Regions from separate parts of the Homo sapiens genome. Here regions 2, 3, 4, 5, 6 and 7 are each linked to region 1. Evidence: chromatin loops called from intact Hi-C (ENCODE). Cell type or tissue: endothelial cell of umbilical vein. All regions are shown on one strand. Each heading gives the region's core, and the rest is flanking DNA. Links, peaks and the distances in the headings are about the cores only.

The links. Hi-C counts contacts between places; a loop is a spot of excess contacts. Peaks named below come from ENCODE experiments on the same cell type or tissue, not always from the same donor. Only the 100,000 strongest peaks of a DNase experiment are listed, where the experiment ranks them.
Region 2: a loop joins it to region 1, with 9 times the contacts of the local background. A loop is called at or near these places in 80 of 110 quality-filtered maps.
Region 3: it touches region 1 in a loop (2.9-fold over the local background); 2 of 110 quality-filtered maps call a loop at or near these places.
Region 4: it touches region 1 in a loop (10-fold over the local background); 2 of 110 quality-filtered maps call a loop at or near these places.
Region 5: a loop joins it to region 1, with 13 times the contacts of the local background. A loop is called at or near these places in 74 of 110 quality-filtered maps.
Region 6: a loop joins it to region 1, with 3.0 times the contacts of the local background. A loop is called at or near these places in 34 of 110 quality-filtered maps.
Region 7: it touches region 1 in a loop (13-fold over the local background); 3 of 110 quality-filtered maps call a loop at or near these places.

The regions. Positions count from the first base shown.
Region 1 is chr1:6,792,614-6,796,980 of GRCh38, forward strand. All of the region lies in intron 1 of CAMTA1 (calmodulin binding transcription activator 1), which reads left to right. Among named protein-coding and RNA genes, the nearest start is that of CAMTA1, 9.3 kb to the left of the region's middle. In endothelial cell of umbilical vein, for the core only: a CTCF peak has its summit at 1,716 (motif pointing right); DNase peaks (open chromatin) are centred at 1,748 and 3,238; H3K27ac peaks cover 1,861 bases.
Region 2 is chr1:6,888,037-6,892,403 of GRCh38, forward strand. The region is part of intron 3 of CAMTA1 (calmodulin binding transcription activator 1); the gene reads left to right. Among named protein-coding and RNA genes, the nearest start is that of CAMTA1, 100 kb to the left of the region's middle. In endothelial cell of umbilical vein, for the core only: a CTCF peak has its summit at 2,060 (motif pointing left); a DNase peak (open chromatin) is centred at 2,045.
Region 3 is chr1:7,537,764-7,542,130 of GRCh38, forward strand. The region is part of intron 6 of CAMTA1 (calmodulin binding transcription activator 1); the gene reads left to right. Among named protein-coding and RNA genes, the nearest start is that of CAMTA1-AS1, 98 kb to the left of the region's middle. RefSeq lists an enhancer at 455-1,160. In endothelial cell of umbilical vein, for the core only: a CTCF peak has its summit at 2,166 (motif pointing left); no DNase peak of the experiment used is centred there.
Region 4 is chr1:6,933,018-6,937,384 of GRCh38, forward strand. The region is part of intron 3 of CAMTA1 (calmodulin binding transcription activator 1); the gene reads left to right. Among named protein-coding and RNA genes, the nearest start is that of CAMTA1-AS3, 79 kb to the right of the region's middle. In endothelial cell of umbilical vein, for the core only: no CTCF peak of the experiment used is centred there; DNase peaks (open chromatin) are centred at 2,544 and 3,124; H3K27ac peaks cover 1,010 bases.
Region 5 is chr1:7,068,103-7,072,469 of GRCh38, forward strand. All of the region lies in intron 3 of CAMTA1 (calmodulin binding transcription activator 1), which reads left to right. Among named protein-coding and RNA genes, the nearest start is that of CAMTA1-AS3, 56 kb to the left of the region's middle. RefSeq lists an enhancer at 2,463-2,582. In endothelial cell of umbilical vein, for the core only: a CTCF peak has its summit at 2,492 (motif pointing left); a DNase peak (open chromatin) is centred at 2,439; H3K4me3 peaks cover 462 bases.
Region 6 is chr1:7,215,834-7,220,200 of GRCh38, forward strand. All of the region lies in intron 4 of CAMTA1 (calmodulin binding transcription activator 1), which reads left to right. It also overlaps the pseudogene RNU1-8P. Among named protein-coding and RNA genes, the nearest start is that of CAMTA1-IT1, 150 kb to the right of the region's middle. In endothelial cell of umbilical vein, for the core only: a CTCF peak has its summit at 2,609 (motif pointing left); a DNase peak (open chromatin) is centred at 2,558.
Region 7 is chr1:6,960,778-6,965,144 of GRCh38, forward strand. All of the region lies in intron 3 of CAMTA1 (calmodulin binding transcription activator 1), which reads left to right. Among named protein-coding and RNA genes, the nearest start is that of CAMTA1-AS3, 51 kb to the right of the region's middle. RefSeq lists silencers at 1,703-1,802, 2,033-2,272, 2,513-2,562. In endothelial cell of umbilical vein, for the core only: no CTCF peak of the experiment used is centred there; no DNase peak of the experiment used is centred there.

The sequences.
Region 1 (4,367 bases), core at 166-4,165:
ACATGGCATAAGATGGAATGACTAGAGATTTTTTTTTTTAAAGGTTCCTCCATATTCAACCTCAGTGTTTGGCTCTATCCTGACATGGTTGCTTGTTCTCCTGTACATGAATCCTTTTGCAGTTACTTTCTTGTTTTTGTTTTTCAAATTTAGCCAGGGCTTTCAAGTCACGTAACATATCCTTTCCTGAGACTGTGAGCCGAAGGTAACTTCAAGGAAGATATGCTTGTTTGGGGCTGTATTCATCACTCTGCTCTCTACGGTTTTGTAGTTTTCATGTGTACAAAGTGACATTTCTTGAAAGAAACGTTTGGGGCTGTGTTCTTAATAGTTTTAAACATGTTATTATGTGGAGACTAAGTGGCAAAGGTCTCACCCCAACTTCATTTCTTCATACCACTCATATATATCTTATATATATATACCCCACTCTTATATATATATATACCCCACTCTTATATATATCTTATATATATCTCCCCTACCTGCAAATCCCAAAACAATAGTCATAGCAACAGAAAAGCAAAACCTTGTGAAGCCCAGCTCTGATTGGTTCTGCTGTGCAGTTCAGTCGCTAGTTTTGGACAGGTGCATAAGCAGATAATTTTTGGATGTGTAATATTCTCAGTGGGGCTGATGTGTGACTTTTGGGACATAGAGCATTCATTCGTTCAGCAGACCATGCAGTATCTCTTCCATTTTTTTCCCCTTATCAGTTACCACAAGGTAAGATTATGTATTCAGTCACTTAAAAACACTTGCAAAGTGGATTTTTCCCCATTTATTCCTATCTAACCATTGGAATAAATGTTGACAGTAGTAAATTACCATGTCCCTATTTTTGTGTTCAACATGTCTAAGAGAATGGGGAGCTAACTTCCAGTAAGGGCAGTACAGTCAGTCATGACTCTTTCTCCATGTAGCCTGTGCATTGTGCAGTGATGATTTATACTTTCAGCTAAATTTAGTGTCTATGATAAGGGATACATCAGATGTTTAAGTTCACTTAATCTCTTTTACAGTGTGCATTCAACAAGGTGTATTTGTGTCTTATATTAGAATGAAATGCAGATACAACCAGAGGTATTCTTTCAACGTAGAGAGAGAGAGAAAGCCTTTCTTTTTACAAGTTTTGAAAAAAAGTTATTGTCTATTTTTCCTTCATGGTGCTTGATTTAGATTGCCAGGAGTCATTTCTGAAGGTATATTAATACAATCAAGAATTAATGTTCTTAAAACTTAAATTTGTTTTTTAATCCTTTTCTGAAAAGTCATTTCTGAGGATATATGTGCCCTGTTGGTTTTCTGGGCACTTGGATATCAAATCATTTGGGAGTGATAATAAGAAATTGGTACAAAGTGTGAAATTATCAGATAGAAAGAAAAAAGATGTTATAGTGGAAAAAATTACTCATTTATGATTAAAAATAATCTCAAAGTGATGACTGGAAGTATAAATTCAGATATTTGAAGAAGAAATGGAATGTTGATAGGGTTATTGTATTGAATCAACACATGCACACGTATAAAGAATGCTCCCCAAAATGGGGACGCTTAGAGGACAAATAAGTTGATTGGATTGGTTTTAAGAAAAATATTGTTTGTCTTTTTAAAAAGTAATTGAAATAACCCTTCTTAGTGAAGAAAATGAAAACTTTGATGGAAGTTCAGCAGAATGGAATATTTAAAAAGATTCAAGAGAAGGATTTTTTTATTGCGAATCCACAAGGGGGTAGTGATGTTCTTTCAAAGATATTTGTGGTGGCAACAATGTGAGATGATCTCTTCACATTTTAGATTTACAGATAAAACTGGCATGTTTGCATTTTAACTTAATAAGATCTTCTTTTTAAAATGTTTATTGGCAAAATTGTTTATTGCTTAAATTAAAAAAAATCCATTTTGGGTGAATGGCTACTTTAAGCCATATGAATGGTAAAGAAGAGAGAATGTCCTTACAGTTTTGTGCTTTGGAGAGGTCACCAAGGATGTGAGGGTCACTGTTATTTTCTAAGAATGTAATAATCTTAAATTCCCTGGGAAACATTAGACATCTAGGAATCAGTTACTTAAGTGTCCTGAATAAAAGGATTTTAGTAAATTGTGTCTAAACTTTACAGAAGTTTGTATTACTAGTTGTATTTTCAGTGCTGCCGAGAGATGAAAAATATGAACAATCCATGCCACTAGCCACTTTTAATAGTTCTAAGTAAATCAAATTTTTATAATCTTTTTTATTAGTTTATATTACATCATTAGATAAAGGCTTTTTTTTTGTTTTTTTTGTTTTTTTGTTTTTTTGTTTTTTCTTCCCTCACATAAAAATTCAGGAGCTTTCTTCTGGTCACTGAGTTCCACCCCATATTATTCAGAATTACTTAAAATCAGGTGTGGTAGGCCTGTGCTGGGTCATTTTCAGTGGAGGACTGCCTAGCTGTATTATGCACTCATTTTTGAAAGTTATGCCGTGTGGTGGGAGAAAGATTTAAAGTTGGGGGGCGGCTGTGTCCTACTTATTTAGAGACACAACTAGTCATCACCTGTAACAAATGTGACTTCTTTTAAAACTTATTTTATCTTACTTTTTTTTAGAGACAGGGTCTCGCTCTGTTGCCCAGACTAGAGTGCAGTAGTGCAATCCATAGCTCACTGAAGCCTTGGCCTCCTGTGCTGAAATGATCCTCCTGCCTCAGCCCCCTGAGTGACTGGGACTACAGGTGTGTGTCACCATGGCTGCTTAGGTTTTTTTTTTCTCTTTTTCGTAGAGGTGGGGTCTTGCTGTATTGCCCAGGCTGGTCTTGAACTCCTGGTCTCAAGCAGTCCGTCTGCCTCAGCCTCCCGAAGTGCTGGGATTTACAAGTGTGAGCTACCATGCCCTGCCTAAAAAATATTATTTCTAACAATAACACAAAATAATTATGTGGTTTAGAAGTTATGATAGTTTGTGCCATATACATTGTATATTTTTCATTTTTGGTTTGTGGAAAAGGTTGTTAATTGAGCTTTTCTCTTTTTTTCTCCATTCCCTCATTCTGAGCAAGGAATGACTTTTTCTTTTATTTCCTTTACGAAATGACTTTGGTGTTTTAACATTCCAGAAGATACACTGTTTTTTATATGCTACTCTAAACTCTGCTGGGAACTGAACTATGACGTCAGCATTTTCATTCATGAATCTGATTCTTCTAAATTTTTTTCCTGTTTTGTATTCCTGAGCTGACTTCTGGCACATGCACAAATCAGTTTACCATTAGTCAGCCCATAAATCACTGATAAAAGGTAAAACAAAAGATAAGATACTGGAGTTATTTTGATAGTGCTATAGTTCTCATGCTGATTTGCATCAGTACAGTTTGGATAAGGTTTCTGGCTAAACAGATTGAAACCTAAAAAGTCAATTTAATTATCTCATGATTTTGTGACTTGAACTGTGTTGTGAACATATTGACACAATATTTTTGTTCTTACAGGAAGTTGAGAGTGCTATGCTATGGCTCCTTTGTTATAAAATAGCATTTCTTTTTTTTTTTTTTTTTTTTTTTTTTGGAGACGGTCTCACTGTGTCACTCAGTCTGGAGTGCAGTGGCATGATCTCTCTCGGCTTACTGCAGCCTCGACTTCTTGGGCTCAGGTGATCCCTCAGCCTCACAAGTAGCTGGGACTACAGGCACGCGCCACCATGCCTGGCTAATTTTTGTATTTTTTGCGGAGATGGAGTTTCGCCGTGTTGCCCAGGCTGGTCTCCAACTTGTGAATGCAAGTGATCCACCCACTTTGGCCTCCCAGAGTGCTGGGATTACAGGCGTGAGCCACTGAGCTGGCCTAAAGTAGCATTTCTTGTATAATTTGACTAAGTTGGAAGATTATATAATGCTTTATTTCAGAGAGGTTAGGCCTAGAGATTAAATGATGTTTTATTCAAATTACCTTTGTAATGGATTTAGATTTTTTTTTGGAGCATTTTCTTGCCTTTGACATATTTTAAATAACTTCATTGTTTGATACTTTTATTTTAAGATATTATTATTGTGGTGGAACTAGCCTAGTATTCCTTGTATTGGACTTAGGGTGCATCTACCCTGGATTGTGCACTCGTGTAGCTGTTGACTCCGGTTTCTCCTCTAGGGAGGTCACTGCTTGCAGTTCAGTACTACGTTAGAACAGTTCTTGAAGAAATCTTATTTGGAGTTTTCTTCTGCAGGCCAAATTTCAGGCTAAGCCTCCGGCCCATAGTATCTTTCAAGCCTGCTGTAGCTGATGAATGGTGAGCCGTAAAAAAGTTTATTTTCTCTACTTTCGTGGGGGATTTGCTGACTTTCTGGATACTCAATTGCCAAGAAACATTTAGAAATAAAACGTGTTATATT
Region 2 (4,367 bases), core at 1-4,000, 95 kb after region 1:
TCCTAGCACCTGCCCCAGCGGTGGTATGTTTTCCAGTCAGTTACCACCTGTCTCATCAGAATGGAAGCTCCATGAGAGCAGGGCCTTTGTCTTGTCCCCTTGTATCTTCAGTGCATAGGACAGTGCTGACACAGTGCAGAGTCTAAATAAACGCTGTTGAACGAATGTGTGGGTCACTTGCGTCGCATCCTTTCTGAATGTTTTTCCTTTAACTTGCCATTTATAAATACCTTTTCCAATGATAAAGCAGTGAAAGTTTGGAAAGAAGCATAAAGCTTTTGTTGTGATTGAAGTAACTGGAAGCCTAGTTCAGGGTGCTGTGAGAAGCTGGAGCATATCAGGACTTTGGAATTATGAATTACAGACTTACTATATGTGATGGTATCGGTGCCTCCTGAAGAAGTAGAAGACAGAGATGCATAGAAACATGAGTCATGTCTCTGGAATACTGTAATATCGACATCTAGTGAGAGTCTAGAAAGAAACATGGAGAAATAAAAGGGAGGCAGGAAACAGGCAAATACTTAGTGGTTCTCAGTTATTTAAGGTAAATTTTGGCATCGAGTAAACAAGATAAATCAAAATATTTTCTAGATCAAGTAGGCATTAACAAAGATATAGAGGAAACTTGGAGGCGATTACTTAGATAATACTAACAGAAGTACTTTTGTTCCAGATACCTCCACAGATGCCATGGTTACCCCGTCTTTATTCGTTGTGTGTTGGCATAGGCCAGAATACCAATATTGTTCTTAAAAACCTTTGAGGAAGTTTTTCTTTTTTTCTTTCTTTTTTTTTTTTAAGCAAAGAACAGAAACAAAACCAAGGAGACAGTATCCTGTGATGTAGGCTGTTACCTCAAGGTGAGTTTATTTGTAGCACTAACTTGTAACGAATTGTTTAAAGAACTGAAACTTCTTTTTAGGTATAGCTTATTTGTCAGATTTTGTTCATTTCAGTGTAAACTTCAGTTATTTATTACACACTGAGGGAAATCAACTAAAATCAGGAAAACCAATGTCCAATTGAACTTGAGTTTTATTTTGCATAGAGAAGTAACCAATATTTCTGATCAAACCATTAAAGCTGTTTCAGTTCCTTTTAAATAAAAGCAAAGGCTAAATTTTTTACATACCACAAAGCAAAATAAAACGAAAAAACCTTTGGTCATGATGCATTTTTTATTCAACTGATTGCTGAATTATTTTGATTATATAATCTTACACTCTTATGAAAGTATAACAAGTATGAATTTTCTGAGGTGAAGAAATAAATGTAGAAAGCAGTTAATGAGGCAGAACTCACAAATCTGTATTTATAGTTTCATGGCAAATAAATCATAAGCAGAGGATACAGATGTAAAGAAAAATTCTTGATTGCATTCAAGAAATGCAAGGTCGAACTAACTTTTTACTGAAATGGAATTGTATCGCTGCTCAGAGGGATGTGGGGAGTAAAGTAAGTGGGATGTGCTTAGAACAGCAAGCTAGGCCGCAGTGCGCACTCGTCAGTGTCTGCTGCTTGTCTTACGAGGATTCTAGCACAGAAGATTAAATCATGTTTTAATCATGCTTAATAAATGGTACTGTAGTTTTATTATGGTTAATGTCCACTTGTAATTCAATGAAGAGTGGCTTTTTAAAGCAAAGGAGAAATCAGCATGTTTTTCTTGGCGCTCTTATATTGTGTGTGTGTAGAAGATGCTGGGATGGGTTATCCATACGACAACCCCTGTGACCAGAGATGCAGGAGCACATGCATCACTCTTAGTTTTATTTTATTTGTTTTATATGTTATTTTCATAAATCTGAAGGTTTGATCAGCTTACTGTTTTTAGTATTTTCTGCTGCTGCATGTGTGTACCTTTAAGTTTTGTAGAATTAAATTGAAAATTTTGACCAGCAAATGCTTAAAGCCACTGTCAAAATTACATAGTTAGCACTTCATTGATTTGAAGGCTAGTTTTCATTCAACATTCCTGCAGTTTGTGTGTGACCTGATTTTAAAGAGCAGTTCCATGAGTTAGTGCCCTCTGGTGGCACACAGAGGACGTCAGGCAGAGAGGGACTCTGACCCAGGAGCCTTCCGGAGGCTCTGCTGAAGAGAAGCCAGTTTATGACTGGCCCTGTAATTTCATATTTTTTCATGTGTTCAGTGCTCGTCAGTTTCCTACTCCATTAAGCCATGGCCCTGGCATTGACTCAGTACCAGCTTTATAGCAAGTCTTCAGCAGCTTAGGTTGTGAGGGAATTTCCAGGTGGACTTGATATAAGAAGGGATTACCAATGTTGAGATTTCCCATGAGGAACCAGGACATCCATTTTTGGATGCATCTCTTAGCTCCTTTTGAAGAGCAGACCATGTCACTTCCTGGGTTAAGGAAGGAAGGCTCCCTGATGGCCTTTGAGTGACTGACTGGCACAGCTTGGGGTGGGCCTTCAGTGGGTTAGTCTTTGATAGGCCTTTGTTTCCCATTTTGGTCTTCCCTGGAGGGCAGCCCACCTTGCCCACTTAGGCTCTTGGACAGTTTTCTTTTTTTTTTTTTGTTGAGGTGAAGTCTCACTCTATTGCCCAGGCTGGAGGGAGTGCAGTGGTATGATCACAGCTTATTGCAGCCTTGACCTCCTGAGCTCAAGTGATCCTCCTGCCTTAGCTTCCTGAGTAGCTAGGACCACAGGTGGGGGCCACCATGCCCAGCTGATTTCTTAATTTTTCTGTGGAGTCGAGGTCTTGCTATTTTGCCCAGGCTGGTCTTGGAACTCTTGGCCTCAAGCAGTTTTCCTGCTTTCCTCCCCAAATGCTAGGATTATAGGTGATGAGCCACCCTGCCCAGCCTGCTTGGCCAGATTCTGTACTCTTTAGGCAGACCAAAAACTGAATCCTGTCATCACTCTGAAAAGTTGTGGGACCTCAAGAAAGTCACTCTTTCATGAGTTTCTTTAGCTGTGAAATAGTCACAGATTCTAAGCTGTCTTTTGAACCTGTGTCAAGAGAGAGTTGTGAGGATGATGTGAGATGATGTGTCTGAGAGTCCTGACACATTGACCTATGCAGACTGCTGCTAAAGACATTTCTCTTTCCTTCCTCAAAGGCAAGCCTCCCCACCTTGATTAGAAGGTCATTAAAAAGGAACTTCATTTGACAATAATCCCATATTTATAATGAAGTTGCTAAGATAGTTTGGAGTGCCCATAGATCCCTTACCTGGTTTCTTGTGCAATCCCCACTTTTATACTGTTGAGTTTCCCTGATGAGTTTTCATATATATAATCTCTGTGAACTTGGATCAAATTTGGCTTAAATGCCTATTTACCACTTTGCTAAGACAGAAATGTTTGCGCTCAGTCCCTGAATTCCATTGTAGATGTGTTGGCATTTGCTTCCAAACCATCCTTCTGGTTTTAGCTTGCCCTGTGTCTGTGGTCATTTGACATTAGAATAGCCTTCTGTGATCTTCCGGGATCTTAACACCTAAATATTTTCCCTGCTTGTACAGCTAATGAGTTGTGCAGCCTAAGGAAACATGGGGTAGTCAGTTTTCATCAGTATTTCAACTAGGCGTTTTTGCCATCTCATAGCTACTTCTCAAGCAATTACAATTTAAGTCAAGGTAGTAGCACCTGCATCTTCAAAAAACAAAACAAAAAGTTTTTTATCTTCAGAAATAAGGAAAGAAGCTTATTGGACTTCCCAATAGAAAGTCCACCAGCCAATTTTAATACATAAATAATCTATGATTAGCATTAGTATATGAAAAAAATAGTAGCAGCTCAGATTTTATGTACTTCTGCAGTTTAAGAAAGTGATGCCACAGACAACATCTCATTTGGTTTCTTAGCAACCCTGAAAGACCAGCAAGGAGAGCTTCGTCCCTCCCTTTTCATGAACCTGAATGTTGTAAGGGAGGCCAAGGAGTGGCCTGGTGAGACTGCACAGCCAGAGTTAGAGCCCAGGTCCACGTGAGTCATTGTACAGACACATCCTGAGCACCAGCCCACCCACTTCTGCCATCAGGAGGCTTTGAAACTGCTGTGGTTCCCCTCTTAAAATGGCTAACCTCTACTTCAGCAACCTTATTTATGCATTCATATACATAATCATTCTTTAAAGTCTAGTAGACAATTTTCACATTTTGTTTCAGCCCAGATCTTTACTAAATTTTGTGAGATCAGCATTGTTGGGCTTGAATTAACCAAACTTCGCCATACTGTGCCTTCAGAAATCCCAGATTGGGCGGGTTGTGAGTTCATCTCATCCTCTTCCTGACATTGACACTACCAGCACCATCAGCAGGCTCTGGGATAACTGCGGCCCCCTCTGAGAGGCTACATCTTGTTTGCGATCTGTGGGTTACATATTGTGCTAGA
Region 3 (4,367 bases), core at 280-4,279, 750 kb after region 1:
GGATGATTTTATTCAGCAAATGCCCCCAAACCATGCACTTTTCAAAGGGAAACTCCAGGTTCAGTCTCGCCTTTTGGGGATAGAAAAAAAGACTTTTTAAAATCTTTTTCATTCCCAGCTCAAACTGAGAAGGGAAAACCTGTTCCTCTCAAAGGGGTCTTTTCCTATTTTCTTCTACTTCAGAAAACAGTCTTTCCTCCTGTCTGACGTCGTGGCTCTAGGTTTTTCTCTGCTCTGTTCTTCATGGGCCCCTGCCTAATAAATGTGTTACGATCAGAGGCAAGTTTACCACGGAGCTAATGATGCTCAAGCTTGGAGCCCTCATTTGCACGTGCAGTGTTGTGCTGGTAGCTGTTGAACAACCAGCTCTCTAGGGGGAAAAGCCTGATCTGTGGCATTTGCCAATCTCCATAGTGCGAGTACTCCCACCACGGCCAATTCTCAGGCTACCAGCATGATGTCATTGAGTGCAAAGTTGAGAGGAAAGATGTATAATTGGCTGTGATGAGTCAGTGCAAGCAGACATCAGCAGGCCAGGTCACAGGCTGTCTCCAGGCCCCTGCAACTGAATACACAAGGAGTTATGTATTCTTTTCATTAAAAAAAAAATACCCAGGCTGGGTGCAGTGTAATCCCAGCACTTTGGGGGGCCACAGCGGGGGGATCACTTGAGCCCAGGAGTTTTGAGACCAGCCTGGGTAACATAGGAGACTTCGTCTCTACTAAAAAGAAATAAAATTAACCAGGTGTGATGGCAAGTGCTTGTAGTCCCAGCTACTAGGGAGACTGAGGCAGGAAAATTCTTGGGCTCAGGACGCTGAGGCGGCAGTGAGCCATGATCACACTGCTGCACTCCAGCCTGGATGACAGATCAAGACCAAGACCCTGTCTCTCAACAAAAAAAAATGAACAAACTATATAGACCTCAGACCCCAACAAACTGAGTCTGCCTCATTACGATGTAGGGGTGGGGGTTCTTAAAGAGGTAGGGCGTGTGACCAGCTGACCAGCTGCCTCTCCATTGGTGGCCCTGCCCCAGGCTATGCTTAGACCAGGCAGCATAGAGCTATCAGTGTGGGTGAACCCACCTTTCTACTTTGACACTGGAGGAGCATGGAGTTTCCTGGCTTCCGGTCATTTGAACTTCCTGAAAATGTACCCAAGCGCTGAACTACTAGCACCTTCTAGCATGTCCTGGCCAGAGGGGTCCCAGCCTGCTTTCCTTCCCTTTCATCCTCCCCATGGTTCAGAGTTCCCCTCGGAGATCACAGCCTCCAGATGCAAACAGCCTGCCACCCTCAGGGCCAGGGTTGCAAGCACAGAGCCCTCGGGCCTTCCAGTGTTTTATACATATTTGAACCCACATATAGAAATCTGGGAGTTTCACATGCAAACCCAGATGTATGACTTTTCTTGAAGAATCAGAAGACCTGACCTCCTGGCCCTAAATCCCCACATGGCTGCAACAGGCAGGACTGATGGACAGCCACAGCCTTGGGGGACAGGACGTGGGCCATCTGGCTTCCCAGGCCACACCCTCTCAGGCTATCTCCCCAGTGCTCAGGCTGAAGAGCAGTGGCCTTTTCTTATGGTGTCTGCACAGTGGTTTTTCTTAAAGAAATATTTCCCTCTACCCAGGTTTCTTCCAAAAGTGGGAAATGAAAGATAGTACAAGTGGGCCATGTGTTTCAAGAGAAAGCACGTAGCATATTTCTTTGTATGAGTGAAGAATGTTCCTCTTGGGGCTATTGCGCTGAACCATTCCAGGGGATATATCACTCCGAAGTTTGTGGGAATGGCGCCTCCTAGAGTTGTGCATTGCACAGCACATGCAGCCTGATTCCTCTGTTTCCTATGCAAACTGGAACAGTGTCAAAATAACTCCACTTAGGATGCTATCGTTCTCATACAGAATTGGCTACATCACACATGCATGGTGGAGTCTGCCCACCTCCAAGATCTCACAGAAATTCCAGCCAGGAATGATGAGGGCAGACATAGGAAGGCAGGGCCAGACGGCAGGGCCAACGTGGAAGGTGCCTGCAGAGACAGCATGAGAACTGCCTGATAGGCATCTCATGAGTCAGAGAACTAGCGGGCCAGGTAGAAGGTTGGCCTGAGTTGAGATTCAGGCAGGGGATCAAGCAGCGCCCTCTGCTGGGCTGTCCCTTACTTTTGCATGGATCACCTTGCAGACTTCTGTTCCTCCTTCAGAGCCCAGCTAGGATGCTGACTCCTCCAGGAAGCCTTACCTTCTAGGACGTTAGTCGTGCCCTGCCCTGGGCTTCCTCTGAACCCTGTACACACCCAACGTTGTACATCCTTCTCTGTGTGCTGTGATTCTGTTGCCATGATCTGGCCCCACTCCAAGAACAGTGCCTGGTTCATGATTGTGTACCTGGTAATGGGGACAGTGCTGGTGCATAAGTGCGACTCAATGAATAATTAATTAAATGCATGAATGAATGGAGAAATGGATGGATGGATGGGTGGATGGAAGACACGTAGGAATTCCAGCCCTGGGGACCCAGGCTGGGGCCCAGCATTAGAACTGGAGTACGGGCAGGGTTTAGTCAGGGTGAGCTCCTTTGGGGACCAGATTTTACCAGGAGAGAACCCTAACCTGGAGTCTCTCCATGAGCTCCTGGCTGAGTTTCTGAAATCCTGCCACCCCCCACCCAGGAAAGCAGCTCCTGCTGGGGAGAATAGAAGCTGGAAGGGTAGCAGTCCGGCATCCAGGCCCCAGCTCAGCTCCATGGCTGTGAGTTCAATAGATGTCTACACTTTCCAAGGACATGGGTAACTGGTGCAGGAAATGTTGTGCACATTCCTCTTTGCACGACAGCTGGATTCACCCCCCAAAACCGCCCACCTCTGTGTCTCAGGGACACCAACCTGGACGTATGGGCCTAATTGCTGGCCCTTCCAGAGTACAAGTGGAAACACGTGGGCCAGTTGAGGGTAAAAAATGCAGTAAGTTAAAGGCTTCTGAGAGATAGTTACATAGTCAAAAAAAAAGGTCAAGAAAACTATTGCCAAAACCTGAAACTCTGGTCCTTGATTAATTGACTCAATCATAGAGGCTTTGGCCTACCTCTCTGAAGTTGAATGAATTAGTTGATTAGTTGCACAAAGTTGCTGCACCAACAGGAGGAGGGAAGAGGTCATTGGTCTTTAGCTAATGGCACGTCCCAGCAAGTTGCTTACAACCTGCCCTGGGCACGTCGACCTGGAGAACTGGAGGTTGCAGGGTCCCTCCGCACACTGGCTGTTGCCAAAAAAGGGATGTGGGGGCTGTGCTGGGCAGGACAGAGTGACCTTCCTCGAGGCTCCAGCTGTACATGGCCCAGATTTTATGCCCTTCCTCCAGCCTCCTTTCTTTCTCCTGCACTCCTCCCTCCCTTCCTTTCTGGTTCCCTCCCTCCATGTCCTCACGTTTTGACGCTTTGGGATTTGTTTTCTGACCCTTGGCCTCACTGCATGGGCAAGCCCCCTGCCTGTTTCTCTCCTGCCTGGAGAAGGGAGAATGGGAAAATGATACCTCTAGACAGATCTCGTCCATGCTGCCTTGGCTTTGAGGAAAGAAATCACCACCCTTGTCATAATTATTGATGGGAACTGGATTTGCTGAGTTAGAGGTTGGGAGAAGGGTTGATATTATGGCCACAGGACTTGATTTGGTCAATAAAGCAAATTGGTTTAAGTGAAAATAAAGCAGCGCTCACAAGTATGTTAGAAGAATAAAGTAATTGCTGCCCAAGGTGCACGGAATATAAATCTCTGTTTGCTTGAAATTATTACAATGTCGTATTGATTACTTAGAACCTGCCATTGCCTTTTAAGTTATAGTTTATTAAAGGGTAATGTGTTTAACAAACATTTTCCCCGGCATGCACCATTGAAACACACAGAAGTTACACGGGCGCGTTCCCCCAAACCCCCACTGCAGCCTTTGGTTGTTCTGTGGTCACGTGATTAACTTTCCAGGCTCAGCTTGCAGGCACCAGGGTGGTCACCCACAGGGGTTCTGGTGAACTCAAGATCCTGCCAGAACCCTGGGAGAGGTGCATGGAAGGGCTCAGAATGCGCTGACCACACTGACGTGTTTTTTTGTTTACTGCTCTGCCTGGCCAACAAGATAAGTCCATGAAGTCACCAGCACCGTCCATGTTTCTCACTGCTTCCTCGGCGTTCCTCCAGAACCAAGCGTTACACCCCAACACAGGATGTGTGCCATAAATACTGGTTGCATGAATGGCTATTTTTTTTTAACTTCACTTTTTTCTTAATTAAAAATTTTTAATTACAAAGGCAAACAGGCTCATTATAACAAATGAATACAATTTTAAAATATTTTTCTAATTAGA
Region 4 (4,367 bases), core at 215-4,214, 140 kb after region 1:
TTTTCTGTTTTTAGGGATCATGCTCATGGTGTTGTATCTAAGCAATCATCATCTTTTTTTTTTAATTAAAAAGATGTGGGTCTTGCTATGATGCCCAGGCTGGAGTGCAGTAGCTGTTCACAGCCTCGAACCCCTGACCTCACATGATCCTTCTGCCTCAGCCTCCTGAATAGCTGGGACTACAGGTGCATGCCATTGTGTCTGGCCATCTAAGCAATCTTTAGCTAATGCAAAGTCACAAATATTTTCTCCTGTGTTTTCGTTTCTTTTTTTTTTGAGATGGAGTCTCTGGAGTATAGTGGCATGATCTCAGCTCACTGCAACGTCCACCTCCCAGGTTCAAGTGATTCTCCTGCATCAGCCTCCTGAGTAGCTGGGATTACAGGCACATGCCACCAACCCTGGCTAATTTTTGTATTTCTAGTAGAGGTGGGGTTTCACCATGTTGGCCAGGCTGGTCTGTAATTCCTGATCTCAAGTGATCTGCCCACCTTGGCCTCCCAAAGTGCTGTGATTACAGGTGTGAGCCACTGTGCCTGGCCTTCTCCTATGTTTTCGTCTCAGAATTTTATAGATTTTAAAATTTAGGCCTATAGTCTATTTTCAGTTAAAGCATATGGTGTGAGGTATGGGTTGAGGTTCGTTTTTCATTTTTTTTTTTTTTGCACGTAGACATCCAATTATTTCAGCACTATTTGTGGAAAAGACTCCTCTTTCTCCACTGAATTGCATTTTGCCCCTTTGTAAGAAATCATTTATCCATATATATGAAGGTCTATTTCTGGACTCAGTTCTGTTAATTGATCCGGTGGTCTGTCTTTAAGCCAATACCCCACTGTCTTGACTAGTGTGGCTGTATAACAAGTCTTGAAATCCTGTGAATCTAAGTCGTGTTAGCTCTGCAACTTTATTCTTGTTCAAGTTGTTCTGGCCACTCGAGGTCCTTTGCATTTCCATATGGATTTTAGAATTGGCTGTCAGTTTCCAGCACAAAGCCTGCTGGGATTTTGATTGGGATTGAGCCTCACATTGCTCTCTGCAGATGGCCTCTTCTGGAGCTATGCCACCTGCTGTCCTGCCACACCGGTGGGTGTAGGACCATATGAGTGACTGAGGGGCCAGCGCCCGTGGTCGGCAGAAGGGGAGGTTATTGGTATTTAATAAGGCATTTTCAGAGACACTCTGCATTGACCTTAGGGTTTCAGGATGGGATGCTTTTGGCTGAGCCCAGGTGTCCTCTGAGAAATGTGGACCGGAAGGATGAGGCATGCTCCCGGAAGTTAGCATCGCTCATGGCCCTCAGTCAGGGCATGGCAGAGGAACCACCCCTCTTGTAAAAGAGGCACACACAGCCCTCCTGCTGTAATCTGCCCCATGTCACCTGCTTTAGGCATTCATATTTGAGGCTCCACGGATGTGGTGAATGGGTGCCCTGGGAGGATGGGTAAGGGCAGGTGTGGGAGGAATTTCCTTTCCAGAACATTCCTTTGAGGAGGAGAGAAAAGGAACTTGGCCACTGTGGACCCGCTTGGGCTAGCTGCGTGTCTCTGTGTGTTGCTGGCTGTGACAGGTACTGTGGAATCCTTGCCTTCCAGGGGAGACCTGTGGCCGGCAGGAGCTGCCCGAGATCCCGGGGCAAATGCCTCCCCTCCCTTCACCACCACCCCCTCCCCTCTCTCCCCTCTTATGCCCGCACCATGGCTTTACCTAGCCCTGCTCTTCAGTGAAGGTATCTTGCAGAGGGCGTATGGTTGGAGAGGAAGGCAGGGCTCTGAGGATGCTATGATGTGCCATTTCTTTGGGCTTTTCCGAGGACTGCTCACTTGAGGCTTCCCCTGGGGAGAAGGAGCTGTTAAACTGTCAAAATAAAAAGTCCACCAAACTCCTTAGGCCAGTCGAAAGCACCTAACTCAGACCACAGGCAGCAAGAGCAACAGATTTCCCTGCAATATGTTACAAGGGGAAGAAAAGACTATTGGGGAACTTAAAAGAAATGCAGGAAAAGTTTCAAAGATGGGAATATACCTAGTCAATCATACATTAAATTTGGGATTCATAAAAAGAAATTGTGGTGAAAATCTTCCCAAATAAGTTTTTATTCTAGAATTTGATGACAAATCTCTCACGGCGCTGGTTATCCCGTAGGTGTGGTATTCTGAAATACAACCCGAGGCATATATATTGTCAAATAATAAAGTATTATGAAACCAATCAGCTGTGAGCTCCCCACTTGGCAGTTTGGAAGTAAAACCCTTTCTCCTTTACAAGGCCAAGTGACTCTTAATTCTTCCCAGGAGATTTCACGTTAAAATGTGTTCACTGCCAGCTGACAAAAGAGGCGAGTCCAGATTTATTACCCTGGCACCTGCAGCAAAAAAAAAATGACGGATGATGAAAATATATTTAATTATCATTCCATGCCACATCTCTGTCTGCTCCAGTCGCGGGGCTGCAGCTGTTGGCACACACTTTATTTTAAAGTCAATGTGCTTATCTGGAGAGAAGGCTGCTCTCTGAATAAATTGACTTGAGGGAGGAAGGAAATGGCGATCTCCTCCAGACCCAGCTGAACAAATGCAGATTTGTATTCTGTGCGCCTGCTTTAATTGTCTAATCCGCCCGACATCACATCAGCTCTGGGATTTGGCTTTTGTAAAGAAAACATTTGCAAAAAGTAAACTTTTCCGTGGTTTTCTTGAGCCAAAATGAATGATTTTCCTTCCTGGACTGAAAAGTGCTGGCCGACAGTGGATGCTCATGTTTCTGCTGCAGGCACGGAAATCACTGTTAGTTGCATCTCAGAATGGAAGGAGCCCTAGACAGTCCCTGGTGGACCGTCTCCTTCACCAGATGGAGACCCCGCAGAGTCTGGAGGGGTGGGCTCAGGGTCTCAGAAGGTGGCAGGTCGGAAACTGGAGACCAGAACTTCTGGCTCCCAGGAAGCCACTGTGTTTTTGTGACTCGAGGCTGTCGGAGGTCTAACTGTTTAAGGTTATGCGCCTGAGCCTGGAGGATGGCCTCAGAGAATTGCCTTCCTCTTTCTCTTCCGTTAAAACCTTCTGGAAAATAAAAACTTGGGATGGAGCAGCAGTGCCCTGACTGAGGTGGAAAGCATCAGATTTCTTGGAGTGAAGTCTGCGGGGACTTAGGTTGGCTGCTGAAAGTCTGTGCCATTAGTTCCTGCCTATGATGTGTTGTTTTCGACAAAAGTAGCCCAGATAATAGGCAGTATCTAATGTGGCAATTTTCCTATATCTCTTCTTATCAGGAGAAGCCACTCGATGTTTTGTATATGGTGGGATTTAGTACAAAGTGATGGCATTTCCACTGAAATGAAATACAATCACTGGTTTAGCAGTTAGGATTCAGGGAGGAGAGATGATGCTGAGTGTTTCTGGTGGTGCCTGGTGTCACTGGTGGCCAGAGGCAGATGCCTGTGGATGGGGGCAGGAGGGGGATGAGGTTTCTGTAAATGGAGCTAACTCAGGGGTTGGGGGAGAGGGAGGCTCATTTCTCCTGACCTTCTCTTTGATGAATAAGGATTCAAGATTGTATCTGCTGAGCCTGCAGGACATGAGAACTGGGGGAGGAAAGAGAGCTCTGGCTTATGGATTTGGGCTGTGACCAGAGCTCTTTTGCCACCAAGCTTTTTGATGTATTGACCAGAAGTTACTATAAACCAGAGAGAGGGTGGGGCGTGGTGACTCACGCCTGTAATCCCAGCACTTTGGGAGGCCGAGGCAGGTGGATCACGAGGTCAGCCGATTGAGACCATCCTGGCTAACACGGTGAAACCCCATCTCTACTAAAAATACAAAAAATTAGCTGGGCGTGGTGGCAGGCGCCTGTAGTCCCAGCCACTCGGGAGGCTGAAGCAGGAGAATGGCGTGAACCCGAGAGGTGGAGCTTGCAGTGAGCCGAGATTACGCCACTGCACTCCAGCCTGGGCGACAGAGTGAGACTCTGTTTAAAAAAAAAGACAAAAAAAACAGAGAGAGGATTCCACTGCCGTCTCCATCATCATCACCACCGTCACCATTATCACCATCATAACCATCACTTATCACCATCACCATTCACCACTTACCATCACCATCACCATTCACCATTTACCACCACCATCACCATCACCATCATCACCGTCATCACCACCATAACCATCACTGTCATCACCATAATCATCACTTATCACCATCATCATTCACCACTTACCACCACTATCATCACCAACACCATCATCATCACCACTACCATCATCACCATCACCATCCCCATTCACTACTTACCACCACCATCATCACCATCACCATCACCATTCACCACTTACCACCACCGTCATCACCATCACCATCACCATTCACCACTTA
Region 5 (4,367 bases), core at 264-4,263, 280 kb after region 1:
TTTCCTTCTTCTTTAAGGTAATTTAGGTTGGATTTTCTGTAATTTTGCAGCCCAAAATATCCTACTTGAAAGCAAAAGACATCTGCCCTCGTATTCATGCAGCGGTGTGGTCGCTTTAGCCTTTCTCCAGGCTCATTGTGTTGTGCTCAGTTTTGTACACAAGTACGTTCTTTTCTAAATGGCAAGACGCTTAAGATGCTTGGATTTCCTCTTCCACCGCCTCTCTCCAGCACAGCACTGAGCTTAATATCTTGTATGTCGTGGGATATCAATAAACGCTTATTGAGTTGAATTTGAGTTTTACGGACATGAGTTTAAATTTGGTGACTACCCACGGGCTTCTGAGAAATTATTGAAAGCCAATCTATGGCCCAAAGAGAGGACGGCCTGATCAAGGCATGTGCTGTTGGGCCAGGCAGACCACGATGGGGATGAACGTGCCCTGTGTGAGGTGCCAGAGAAAATCCATCATGCATCCCGAGCTCTGTTTTTTATTGAAAAATCCATTTATAAATAATCTGGACAAATAAAGTAAAAGGCACTTTATTGGGATTCAGAAAAATTCATGGCTACTGAACATCCGGCCAATTCAGCTCCCAGCTCCCAATTAGCCTGCCAGGGCCTCTCTCAGTGGCAGGGGCCCTGCCAGCCACTCGAAAGGCTGCCCTGGGACTATGAGTCATTTTCTTATTTCTTAGCATGCTGGGCGTGAAAATCTTCTTTCTCTTTCTTATTACATGCTAGCACTTACCGGGTGCTTTGGCCAAGCAGATATATCAGCATGTTTTTGTGCAGATAATTGACAGTGGAGCAGGAAGACACTCTCCTCTAAGTTGCTCCCTCTCTTTGTTCACTCGCTTGCTCGAGAACCCAGGGACGGTGGGAGGAATGGCCAAGCTGGACGCAGGCCTGGCCTCCGCAGAGCTGGCGAGCAGGAAAGGCAAGTTTCAGACACCTCCTGCCATGCCCTTGACCCTGCTGGGCCCCCGGTATCCTAGGAGTGTTTTCCCATTTCCGGCCATGTCTTTATTTTATGATTGTTCCCTTAACCCAAAGGCAACTGGGAAAGATTGTCATCCTTCACCACGAAGAGGCCGTTGTCATTTAGTGAGTACCTACTGCATGCCACATGCTATGCAGAAGGTGGTTGTTGCTTCGTCTCACCTAGCCCTCCCAGAGACCCTCCAAGGACAAATATGAGACTCAGAGATGTTAACTGACTTGCCCAGGGTCACACAGCTTGTAAGTGGTGGAACCAGAATTAGAAAATGCAATTCCTTTTTTTGGAGCCTCACCTCCTTCCATCGGGATCACAGTGATCATATTTTCCAAACTGAAAATGGGATGCAGGGGGCCTGGCACGGGGCAACGGGGCAATCAGTAGTTGCTGGGAGAATAAACACACGAATTGAGCCAAGGGTCAGCCAACGGGACAGGTCTTTTGTCAGCGGACCGTTTGGGCCATCTGGTCCCAGGGACCACAGGGTCTGTCTGCCTCTCCGTAGGGTGGGCTGTGGGTAGTGGGGTGCCCGTGAGGGGAGAGGAACAAGAGAGCCTGGACAGCAGGCTCTGGGGGTGCTGTGGCCTCTGAGAGTGGAGTGGGAACAGGGGACTGGCAGAGGAGCTGGTAGCGAGGGCTTGTGTGTGGCTGCTAACTGGATCCATTTGCCAAATCAGCAAAGTTTGGAGCTGAGACTCCAGACTTACCCTGGGCCTAACTTGGGAAAATATTACGCAGTACAAAATAAAATTAAACAGTATTAACCACAGGCCCAAATTGCACCTATATTTTAAAAAGCATTGTGCAGCTGAGACTTATAAAGCCCGGCACCAGCGTGAGGCCATCTTGGTTAATGAGAGCTCTGCGCCTGCTACTCCTTGCCGCGGCCTCTGGTTCACGTCCTCTCGCCCTCCTCCGCTGGGGATGTGCGGGGCCTCCGGTGAGCCGCAGCTCCCTCGGAAGGATGCACCCTTTGCTCTCTGGAGCAGGACGGGCTTTTCTGAGAGGCGGGGCCCGAAGTGTCCGGAGCCGCCAGCCTCAGGGGCTGCACTGGCCTCTCCTTTCCTCTGCCCACACAGAGAACAGCAGCATCAGATGGGGGCGGGCTCAAAAGGGCTTCATAGGCGCCCCGACATCGCAGCTACGGAGGGGCCAGAAAGGAGGCGTGGATATTGTACTGCACTTTCTGGACTTTCACGGGAATTCATGAAGGAGCCTGAATATGCAGCAGCCACATCTGGGTTTATTTCAGCTTGGACACTAATTCATGTTGGGTCCCGTAGTAAATCATTTTTCATTCAGTTACTTGTTTTTCCTCACTTGAAAAATGGGCGTGATACTGGTGGTCGCTGTTGTCTTCCCGCAGCGATAGAATGAGGCTCTGCAGTGATTTCTTTTCCTTCCAAAGTCGAAAGCTCCTCTGGCTTTGCACAACCTTTTGAGCACGACCTTCTCTCTCATCACGGTGATGCCTGTTGCCCCCTAGTGGTCACCAGCAAAGGGAGTGGTTGAGCCGACGATCCCAGGTTGCAACTCAGACCCAGGCCTGGCCCTGAACCCAGGTCTTCCTGCTGGTTCCGAGGCATCTCTGGGCAGGGTGGGTTATAGGGAGGGGACCAGAGAGGGAGTCCTCCCAGTCGCCTCCACCAGGCAGCCCTCCAGCTTGTCAAACTGTCGCCAGCAGTGTTTTCTCAGCATGGAGATTGTGTGTGAGTGTTAAGTCTAGAAAAATCACTCAGGCAAGGCAAAGACTTGCTTTGGTGCAGGGGACTGGAAAGCAGATGTGCTTTTTCTGGCTCTGAACACTGAGGGGAAGTGAGCTTTGGAAGAGAGGCGCTGACTTGGTGTGTGTTTTGGGGCAAGAGGAAGTTTAAAGAGGGACAGTCTGAGCTTGCTCTTTGCAGGGGCTTGCTTGGAGGCCCACAGGCTGGCTGAGCATGAGAGAGAGTGTGCCAGTCAGAGCCCGCAGACTGATGGCTTGCTTAGGAGTATGGACTGGAGCGAGCCTCCCCCTCCTCCTCCTCTCCTCAAACAAGGTCATCAGTGACAAATGCACAGGAGATGGTAAAGGTGGATTGGGGAGGATTTGGACGTGTTTCTTCTGACCTTGATGGGGCCATGTCCCCTCTATTTGTAATCTTGAGCTAGAACAACTGACAAATGGCCTGATAGGTGACAAAAGCAAACAATAGACTCACTTGAAAGATACAGTGAATAGAATTTAATTGAATTTTTTTTGGTACAGACATTGATTTCACCCTGTAAGATGTATGGAGTAAATCATTAGGGGAATTAATATACATTAAAATGTAGTTTATTATCATGAAACTTTTATTGTGCTTGTAGTTGTGTTTTTAATTATTATTTTAATGACTTTCTATATTTCAAATCGTGATAAATCTATTTTTTAAAAATAAACGGACTATAGTTTTACAAGGTGATGTGTAGTGCAGAGCTGTTGATGAATATTGCTCCTTCATTAATGAGAACCAACAGATTAGAAAGACTAAAAATGGACCGATTTACGCACTTTTTAAAAAGCCAATTAATATCTAACCATTAAACACAAATGTTATAGATTAGTCTCACTATCTTATCTACTCTCTGGGCTCCTATTGGATCATTCAGAGATTGACTCTTTAAACCAAGTAAGTGAAGGAGGCTCTAAAAGTGGAAATGCCTGGGACCAATTAAAACAAAGGATTTGGGCCATAATGTGCTGAAAATACCCGTGTCCTCCTGCCTGGGGGGCCATTATCCAAATGAGCAAAGAGGACGGAGGTGTTTGTCCAAGCTGTCTTTGAGGGATGAAGCAGAGGTTGGCTCTGCTGGTAGGATCAGGGTTTTGGGTGATTTCCCCAGTGGTGAAGATGGACTCGTACTGGCTTTTCTGCATTGCATCTCCTGAGCCTTCTTGGAATCAAGGGCAAATGCTTGTTCTGTGCTTTGTGGGGCTTTGTGGGTACCCCGCTCTACATGGAAATCAGCCCTATGACCACTCTCAATGCTGACCTATCCCAGCTGAGCTGAACGACACGTGGTTTTACTGTCATGGCAATATGTCCTCAGTTTTCCAATTCAAACATCTTATTTCAGATACTTGGTTCCATTAGCCACATGGGGGCTTATACCATCTTCCTCCCTGGCTGTGTGCTGGTTGGCTATTTCTGACTTTTGAGGTTGTCAGGCAACATGTCTGGGCAGCCAGAGGCAGGGGAGTATGGATGCGAGGTGTGTGGGCTCCGGAGGCACGCATCCCAAATCTGAAACCTGGCACCAGCATTTATTGTGCGACCTTGAACAGATTTACTTGCTCATTCATTCATTTATCCATTCATTTCTTCATTCAATATTTATGAAATCTGGG
Region 6 (4,367 bases), core at 236-4,235, 420 kb after region 1:
AATGCATTGATTATCACCTAACACGTGACCAACTTTTGTGAATATTCTATGTGTACTTAAGGAGAAGGTATAGTAGATTCCCCATCTACTAATAGGTAATTCAAGGAAAAAGTATGAAGTATGACTGTATTAGTCTGCTCTCACATTGCTATGAAGAACTACCTGAGACTGGGTCATTTATAAAGACAAGAAGTTTAATTGACTCATGGTTCCACAGGCTTTACAGGAAGCATGGCTGGGGAGACCTCAGGAAACTTACAATCATGGCAGAAGGCGAAGGGGAAGCCCGCGTGTCCTGCGTGGCTGGAGCAGGAGGAAGAGGGTGAAGGGGGAGGTCCTGCACTCTTCCAAACAACCAGATCTCCTGAGAACTCACTCACTATCACAAAAACAGCAAGGGGGAAATCCTCCCCCATGATTCAGTCACCTCCCCCAGGCTCTTCCTCCAACACTGGGGATTACAGTTTGACATGAGATTTGGGTGGGGACACACATGCAAACCACATCAGTGACAAATTGATTTGTCAAGGAAATTGATTATATTGTTTAGGGCTTCTGTGTCCTTACTTATTTTTTGTCTATCTGGTTTCTCTTGTACTGACAGCGGTGTGGTAAACACACTATTCTTAGTGTTTTCATCTATATTTCCTACAGTTTCTTTCTTTCATTTTCCTTCCTTCCTTCCTTTCTTTCTTTCGTTCTTTCACAGAACTGTCGCCCAGGCTGCAGTGCAGTGTTGAGTTCTCGGCTCACTGCAATCCCCGCTTCCTGGGTTCAAGCAATCCTTGTGCCTCAGCCTCCCGAATGGCTGAGACTACAGGCAGGTACCACCACGCCTGGCTAATTTTTGTGTTTTTAGTAGAGATAGGGTTTTGTCATGTTGGCCAGGCTGGTCTTGAACTCCTGACTTCAAGTGATCCACCATTCTTGGCCTCCCAAATTGCTGGGTGTGAGCCATCAAACCTGGCCTATATTTCCTACAATTTCCTCTCCTGTAAAAGTGGTTGTAGTCTTGTTTGGTGCACTAATACTCATTATGGTTATATTTTTATTGTGGAATGTGATTTTTAGCATTAGAAGGTGTCATAATGTTGTTTCTTAAATTATACTTATTCTACTTTGATATCAAGATTGCAATACTTGTTTTGTTATTTCCATTTGCCTCATATGTCTTTGCCATCCTTTTAGTTTTAGGCTTTCTGAATCTCTTTGATATGGTTCGGCTCTGTGTCTCCACCCAAATCTCACCTTGAATTGTAACAATCCCCATGTGTCAAGGGTGGGACCAGGTGGAGAAAATTAAATCATGGGGACAGTTTCCCCCATACTGTTTTCATGATAGTGAGTCCTCACGAGATCTGATCGTTTTATAAGGGGCTTCTCCCCCTTTGCTCGGCACTTCTCTCTCCTGTCGCCATGTGAAGAAGGAAGTGTTTGCATCCTCTTCTGCCATGATTGTAAGTTTCCTGAGGCCTCTCCAACCATGTGGAACTGTGAGCCAGTTGAACCTCTTTCCTTTTATAAATTACCCAGTCTCGGGCAGTTCTTTATAGCAGTGTGAGAACAAACTAATACACTCTTTTTAAAAGTATGCCTCTTATATATAACATATAGTTGGATCTTTCTTTTTAAGCCAAATTGAAAATTTTTTTATTTTCATAAGTAAACCCATTCACTTTTATTTATATGTCCAATATGTATAATATCTTATATAATAAATGCAATGTGTATTATGTTCTACTTGCTGTACTTGTCTTTCTACATGATGCATTTTCTATACTCATTTAATTTCTTTTTATATATAAGAAATTCTCATTTTTAGTCTAATGGGTACCTTTGTACTCATTACCTTTAAAAATCCCTTTAGTCTCTTACTAACTTTTACCATTTGGTCTTTCAGTTGTTAATGGAGTCTCTTGACTCCTACCTGTTGCTTATACAAGCATCACTGAGCTTATTCTGGTTTTGTCTTTCCTTTTTTTGTTTCCTATCATTTTGTAGTTGACAAAACATATATAATCTATGTATGATTCTCTTAACCTTAGTTACACACTTAATTTAGGTCCATAATTAAATATATTAAATGTTCCCCATAAGTTCCTTTGCCAAAGAGTCCCTAGTCATCTCCTGGTTGGATGAAGTTAATTTTCTAGAAGATTCCTTCAGAGGCGCCTGTGGGTACATCACTCAATTCTCCCATATTTTAAACTCTTATTCTGTACCTCTGATTTTTGAGGGTCTGCTTCGCTAGATATAAAATCTTTGAGTTTTATGAAACTGCTGCTCCATCCTTGCCCCACCTTCTAAGTTGTTTTTGAGAAGGCTGACAACTGTCTCTGTTGCCCTTATAGTAAGTTATTTGATCTTTTCATTTACAAGCGTTGAGGATATTTTTCAAATGCATCGTTGAGGTTTTTAATTCAGTTTGTAGTGTTATGACACAGTTCCTCCCCCTCCACCTTATGGTTGGGATTTTGGGGTAAGTGTCGTATTCTCATTTTAGTTTTTTTTCTTTCATAGTCTTCTACAGATGAAGACCACTTACATCGCCACATTGAGTGGTTCGTGTGATTTTTAGTTCAAGAGCTCCCTCTTCTGTCAGTGCAGCGAAGTGCAGTTTCTTTATGACTGGTTTTTGGGGGAGGGGCGGGAGGAGTTGAGGGTCCTTGGATGTATCATTATTTTTTGTTTTGCAGAATCCTAAATGCCCACATCTGGCTTCTCCCTCCCTCCCCTGCACATTTGCCAATGCTGCCCCTGCCTACCTTTAAATCACTTCCTTCTAGTCCATATTCTGGTCTATCTGGATTCATTTTTGGTATTTTCTTCCCTGTAGGATGTACTTTCTCTTTCTTCAGGTAATTGTAATTTATTCCTAAACTCTCCATGCTCGACGTCTGCCTTCATTGGCTTTTGGACCCATCTTATCCTCTTGCTCTTTATAAAAGTTCTGGGTGGGAACTCAAGAATTTGTTAATTTGATGTTTATAGTGTCTCTTTTTTCCAGTCGTGTGAAAGGTGTGTGGGATTTGTGTGGTTGTTTTTGTTCTTCTTGTTGATCTGTGTAGTTTTCAGAGGATGCGTTGGGAGATTTGAGTTTTTGTGGCTATCATTACCTTGGCGACCTGGAAGTCCCTTACGTGGCATTTTAGGAGACGTGTGCAGTTATATCAATTTCAAGTACAATTGTAACTCAAGCCTGTTATGAACACCATCTTTTCATGTTAATTGTACCATAAAAGAATCTTGAGGATATCTTTAAAAGGTCTGCTCTCTTACGAAGGTGAAGTGTCTCCCCTGTAAGCTTGTTTACACCGGCATCTGTTCAGCCAGCCCTTTTTCATAGACACTTCAGCCAAATACTGGCGTGTTTTCCGTTTCTGTGTTTACGGTTGGACTCAACGAGCCTTTTACTATTGTGGCATATGGGAGGGAGCGTTGCCATTCTGCTGCCAGGGGTGAGTGTGATCTGGTGGCTGTTACATTGTGTATATGCGAGTAGGTCTCTATCAAGAAGGGACCCGCCATGCTTACCTGGCACGGGAGATATACCAGGATCCTGAAGGTGGTACTCCCAGGGTGAGGCTTATCCATTGTGCGCCAGATGTGTTGACCCTTGTGATTTCCCCAAATGTGGGAAACTCACTGCATCATTTGTGGTAGTGGGGGACTGTGTCTGTGCTCTCTCCTGACATTTGAATTTTTTCTTAAAAAAAAAAAAAAAAAAAAAAAAAAAAAAGGAGACACACCATCTTCCATGGACTGAATATCTGTGTTTCTCCAGAATCCATGTGCTGAAGCCTTAACCCCAGTGTGATAGTCTTTGGAGATGGGGTCTTTGGGAGGGAATTAGGTTTAGGTGAAGTTGTGAGGGTGGGGCCCCATGATAGGATTAGTGCCCTTATAAGAAGAGGAAGAGGGGCCTGGTGTGGTGGCTCACACTTGTAATCCCAGCATTTTGGGCAGCTGAGGCAGGAGGATTGCTTGAAGTCAGGAGTTTGAGACCAGCCTGGGCAACACAGGGAGACCCCATCTCTACCAAAACAAAGAAAAAAGAAGAGGAAGATACTAGAGCTCTCTCCCTGCTTTGTGAGGACACAGTGAGAAGGTGGCCGTCTGTAGGCCAGGAAGGGAGCCCTCACCAAGAATGGAACTGGCTGGCATCTTGATCTCAGACTTCCCGTCTCCAGACCTGTGAGACATAAATGTCTGCTGTTTAAGCCACCCAGCCTCTGGTACTTTGTTACGGAAGCCTGAGCTAACTCAGATGTCAGCCAACCATATTTTTACAGCATTCTCATACAAAGCCCGAAACCATAGTCAGATTCAGCGCTGCGTGGCTTAGGGAATGCGCCACGCCTGACTCA
Region 7 (4,367 bases), core at 288-4,287, 170 kb after region 1:
TACATGGAGGACCAGTGGATGGTTTAATTTGATTTCAGTGACCAAGCACAGAGCTCTTACTTTGTGCAGGTCTTGTTCTAAGCTCTTTACATATGTGAAAGGATTTAGCCTTTATAACCCCATGACATCAGTTAGTTCTATGATGAGCCTGTTTTACAGGTGAGGACACTGAGGCTCAGAGAGGTTGTGTAACTTCTCAATATCATACATCTGGTAAGTGGTAGAGCTGGGAGTTTTAAACCCAGGCAGCCTGGAGTGAAAACATCTGCTTAAAGTGATTTTGTAGCTACAGATTGTATATAGTGATTCTTATTAGGGGAGTTTCTGGAATGAATTCTCATTTCACTCTTCTTTTCCCTAACTTGTCTGAATTTAGGAAGGTTTGGAGAAAGCGATTGGGCTGCGATGCAGTTAAGTTTCCTTTGTTGTAAGCCGTGGAAACCAACTCTAGCTAAATTAAGCTAAACAGGGATTCTGTTGTGAGGATCTAAGTAGCTTGCAGAAGGAGCACGCTGGAAGGAAGGGCTTTGGGGAGGCCAGAGGGACTGACCTAGCGGGAACTGAAGGACAGACTTGCTGGGATGAGCTCTGCACGTCACGTCCCTCCCAGTTCAGGCGCCACCATCGTGACCGTGTAGGGAATTGGGGTGCTGGTAAGACCTTGGGTGCTGGGCCGGCAAGAAGGTGCGCTGCCTGCCGACCACCATGCGTTCCTGCTGGCCATTGCTTGGGTCCTGTGTTCACCCTGGGCCCAGTGGCAGCCTGGGCTGAGCCGGGGGCGTGAGAGCCCAGGGCTCTCAGTCATGTTTCCTTGACACATAGTTCTGGAGTTTGGGGCGGGTGGGGAGGGTGAGGCTTCTGAAAGGAATATTCACTGGCAGTGACCTTTCTTAGGTTTTTAACATTTTGAGGGGATTGATTGAATTGATCCAAGCCCATTCATTCTCGGTCTCCAAAGGACATGAATACCGCAGGACCAGCCCAGCTTGAATGTTTGAAAACTGGGTGCAAACGAGGACTAGACTGATTCTTTCTCACCGGGCTTGCCCCCAGCCTCTAAACTAGAAGGGGCGTCTGGCTGGGTGTCCCTGGGAGGACGGCCAGAGTGCGCCTTGCTCAGAGGTTGTTGCAGGGAAGCCCCTTTTCCTGGGGAGGGAGGGAAGGCGCTGTGCATCTCTCCCCGGCGGCCAGTCCAGCGTCTTCCGGTATGGCAGTCCTTTGCCCTGTCGGGTCAAAGCCAAGCCCCCTCAGCCTCCGGGCTGTCCCCAAACGTGTCTCCCTCGCGGTGTCCGTGGCGCGCAAGAGCCTGGAGCCTGCTGCTTTGGGCCTCACGCCTCTGTCTCATGCCTCTGCCGGGGCCCCGATTTATTCAGGACACACGTGTGCTCCGAGTGCCAGATACATGGTGGACCCCGACAAGGCACGCAGGTCTCAGACAACAGGTGACGCTGTGTCCCCGGCCTGTGCAGCGGGGACACCCACCTCATTTTACTCCCCCCAGGTCAGCTGGTCCTTGCTGGGAGGCTGGTCCCTGGGGCGAGGGGCCAGGGGCAGCTGGAGGAGAGCGCCTGCCCCTCCCCACCCCGCCCCGCCCCTCCTCCCTTCCACTCCCCCTCTGGGCCCGCCCTCCGATTTGGCCTCTTCCCCGGGCCCACCCTTTCTATAGCCCCACCCTTTCCGTTTTGGTTCCTCTCTCCCTGCCAGCCCCGCCCCCTCAGAACCTATCCCGTTTCCTTTATGGACCTGCCCTCGTCTGGTCCCATCCACCCATCTTGCCCCGCCCACATCCAGCCTTCCCACCTGGCCCCACCCCTCCTTTTTGGCTCCGTTTCACCCGCCCCGCCCCTCTGGACCCACCCCTCTTTCCTCTGTGGACCTGCCCCTGTCTGGTTCCACCCACCCACGTGGCCCCACCCACTCCCTGCCTTTTATCCTGCCCCTGCCCCATGGCTGGCCCCATCCTCCATCCCTTTTCGTCCTTGCCCACCGAGCTCCTCTGGACCCACCCCTCTTTTTGGGCCCGCACCCATCTGGCTCCTCCCACCCATCTGGCCCCACCCACTCCCCTGCTTTCCATCCCTGCCTTGCCCTGTGACTGGCCCCACCCTCCATCCCTTTTGGTCCCTCCTTGCCTGCCGAGCTCCTCTGGACCCACCCCTCTTTCAGTTGGGGCCCCGCCCTCATTTGGCCCCTTTCACCCGTCTGGCCCTGCCCATTCCCACCTTCCACCCTGGCCCCGCCCTGTGGCAGACCCCATTCTCCATTCCTTGTGGCCCTTCTCCTCTGGACCAACCCCTCTGTCCATTAGGGCCCCGCCTTCATTTGACCCATCCCACCCTCTGGCCTCACCCACTCCACCTTCCATTTTGACCCAGCTCCTTGGCAGGCTCCAGCCTCCATCTCTTTTGGCTCCTCCTCACCCGCCCCGCCCCTTTGGAACTACCCATCTTTCCTTTATGGGCCCCGCCCCATCTGGCTCCTCCCACCCACCTGGCCCCCCCCCCCCCCCCGCTTTCCATCCCGGCCTTGCCCTGTGACTGGCCCCGCCCTCCATCCCTTTTGGCCCCTCCTTGCCCGCGCCGCCCCTCTGGAGCCACCCCTCTTTCCAATCGGGCCCCACCCTGTTTTCCTGGCCTTCAAGCTCCCGCCTGGCGCCCCGCAGCGGCAAGCGTGATTTATAGGCCGTCTGAGCCGTGACCTATAAACCCTGTTCTTCAGGGGGTGCCTTTCTTGGATTAAATGCCTCTAAAGGAGCCTCTGTCTCAGAAGTGTCATGTAGAATGTTTCCGCTGACGGAGAACATGACCTTTAAAACCCCGAGTAAAGGAAGCAGAGCTGCCAGGGGAAGCATCGGGCAAGGCGGCGCCTCAACCCGCCTGCACCTGTCCGCTCTCCGACCCCTCCCCAGACCTGGTGGGGCGGGCTGCTGACCTGGCTGGGGGGGCGCGCTCCCGGGGCCTGGGGGCTGGGCGCGGCTCGGGGAGCTGCGCTTTGCGGACTGGAGGTGGCGACCGTGCGAGCAGAGACGCCCCTCACCATGGGCCAAGAGCCCTGACCCTAACAATGGGAAAGGGCCAGGGCCCTTGTTCCACTTCAGTTTCCTTCCCTTTGTGCCCTGGGGGACACTGGGTCCTGCTAAAGGCTGGGGCGCCTGTCGCAGAAGACCCAGTGTCCTGGGTGCTCTGGGTGAGGCACAGCGTCCTGGGTGCCCAGATAGGGGTGCAGAATCCTGGGTGCCTGGTTAGGGGTACAGAGTCCTGAGTGCCTGGGTAGGATACAGAATCCTGGGTGTCTGGTTTGGTTGCAGTGTCCTGGGTGCTTTGGGTGGGGGCACAGTACCTTGGGTGCCCAGGTAGGGGTGCAGTGTCTTGAGGATCTGGGTAGGTTCAGTGTCCTGGGTGTTCATGTAGGAGTGCAGGGGCCTGGGTGCCTGGGTAGGGGTGCAGCGTCCTGGAGGTCTGGGTAGGAGTGGTGTGTCCTGGGTCTGTATAGGGGTGCGGAGTCCTGGGTGTTCATGTAGGAGTGCAGTGTCCTCGGTGCCCCCGGAGGGTGCAGCGTCCTGGGTACCTGGGGAGGGCGCAGCGTCCTGGCTGTTTTGTACAGGGGCACAACGTGATGGCTTCTCTGGATGTTCCATCTGCAGTGTCTCAGAGGATGTCATAGAACTTGGAAGAACTGTGCCTAGGTCCCACCTTTTATCTGACACTGCAGTCTTTGTTTCTTGGGTGGAAAAGCCATGGCTGCCTCTCTCCCAGGTTGGAGAAAGCATATTTCTGGTAGTAGCCACTCTGTAGGTCCATATGGACACTTTATACTAAGGAGGCTACATTTTCTTATTCTCTTGCCCCCACAGGCTAATGTCACAAGTAGAAACGTGACTGATACACTCATTCCTTTGTACACTTTTATAAGAAATCCCCGCAGACGCTGTTTTGCTTTGGTCCCTTTGAGGTGCTTAGAGGAGTGGCTGGATTCTCCAAGAGGCCTCATGCAGGAAGCACTCAGTATATGTTGCTTGTGAGATGCCGCCAGGGATTCTCTGGAAGGAGGACCAGGAGATTTCTATGGAGAGACGAGTCAGCTGAAGGCCTTTGTGGATGGAAGTAGGGGACTGTCTTCCACCGTGTCTTTTTTGAGAGCTGGGAAGGAGAGGCCGGGTCGGCTGGGAAAGAGCTGTCTTGTGTTGGAGGGGCTTTGAGCCCTCCTCCAAGGGTCGCAGAGCAGCAGGTAGAGACTTAGAGTCTGTGCTAACAGAGAGGGAGGGTCTTGTCTGGGAGACTTGCCTGACCCTCTCTTACTTGGGTGCATGGTGCTGGCAAGGAAGAAGCAGGGCCAGCGGAAGGGCTGTATTTCTGGTGAGATGTATT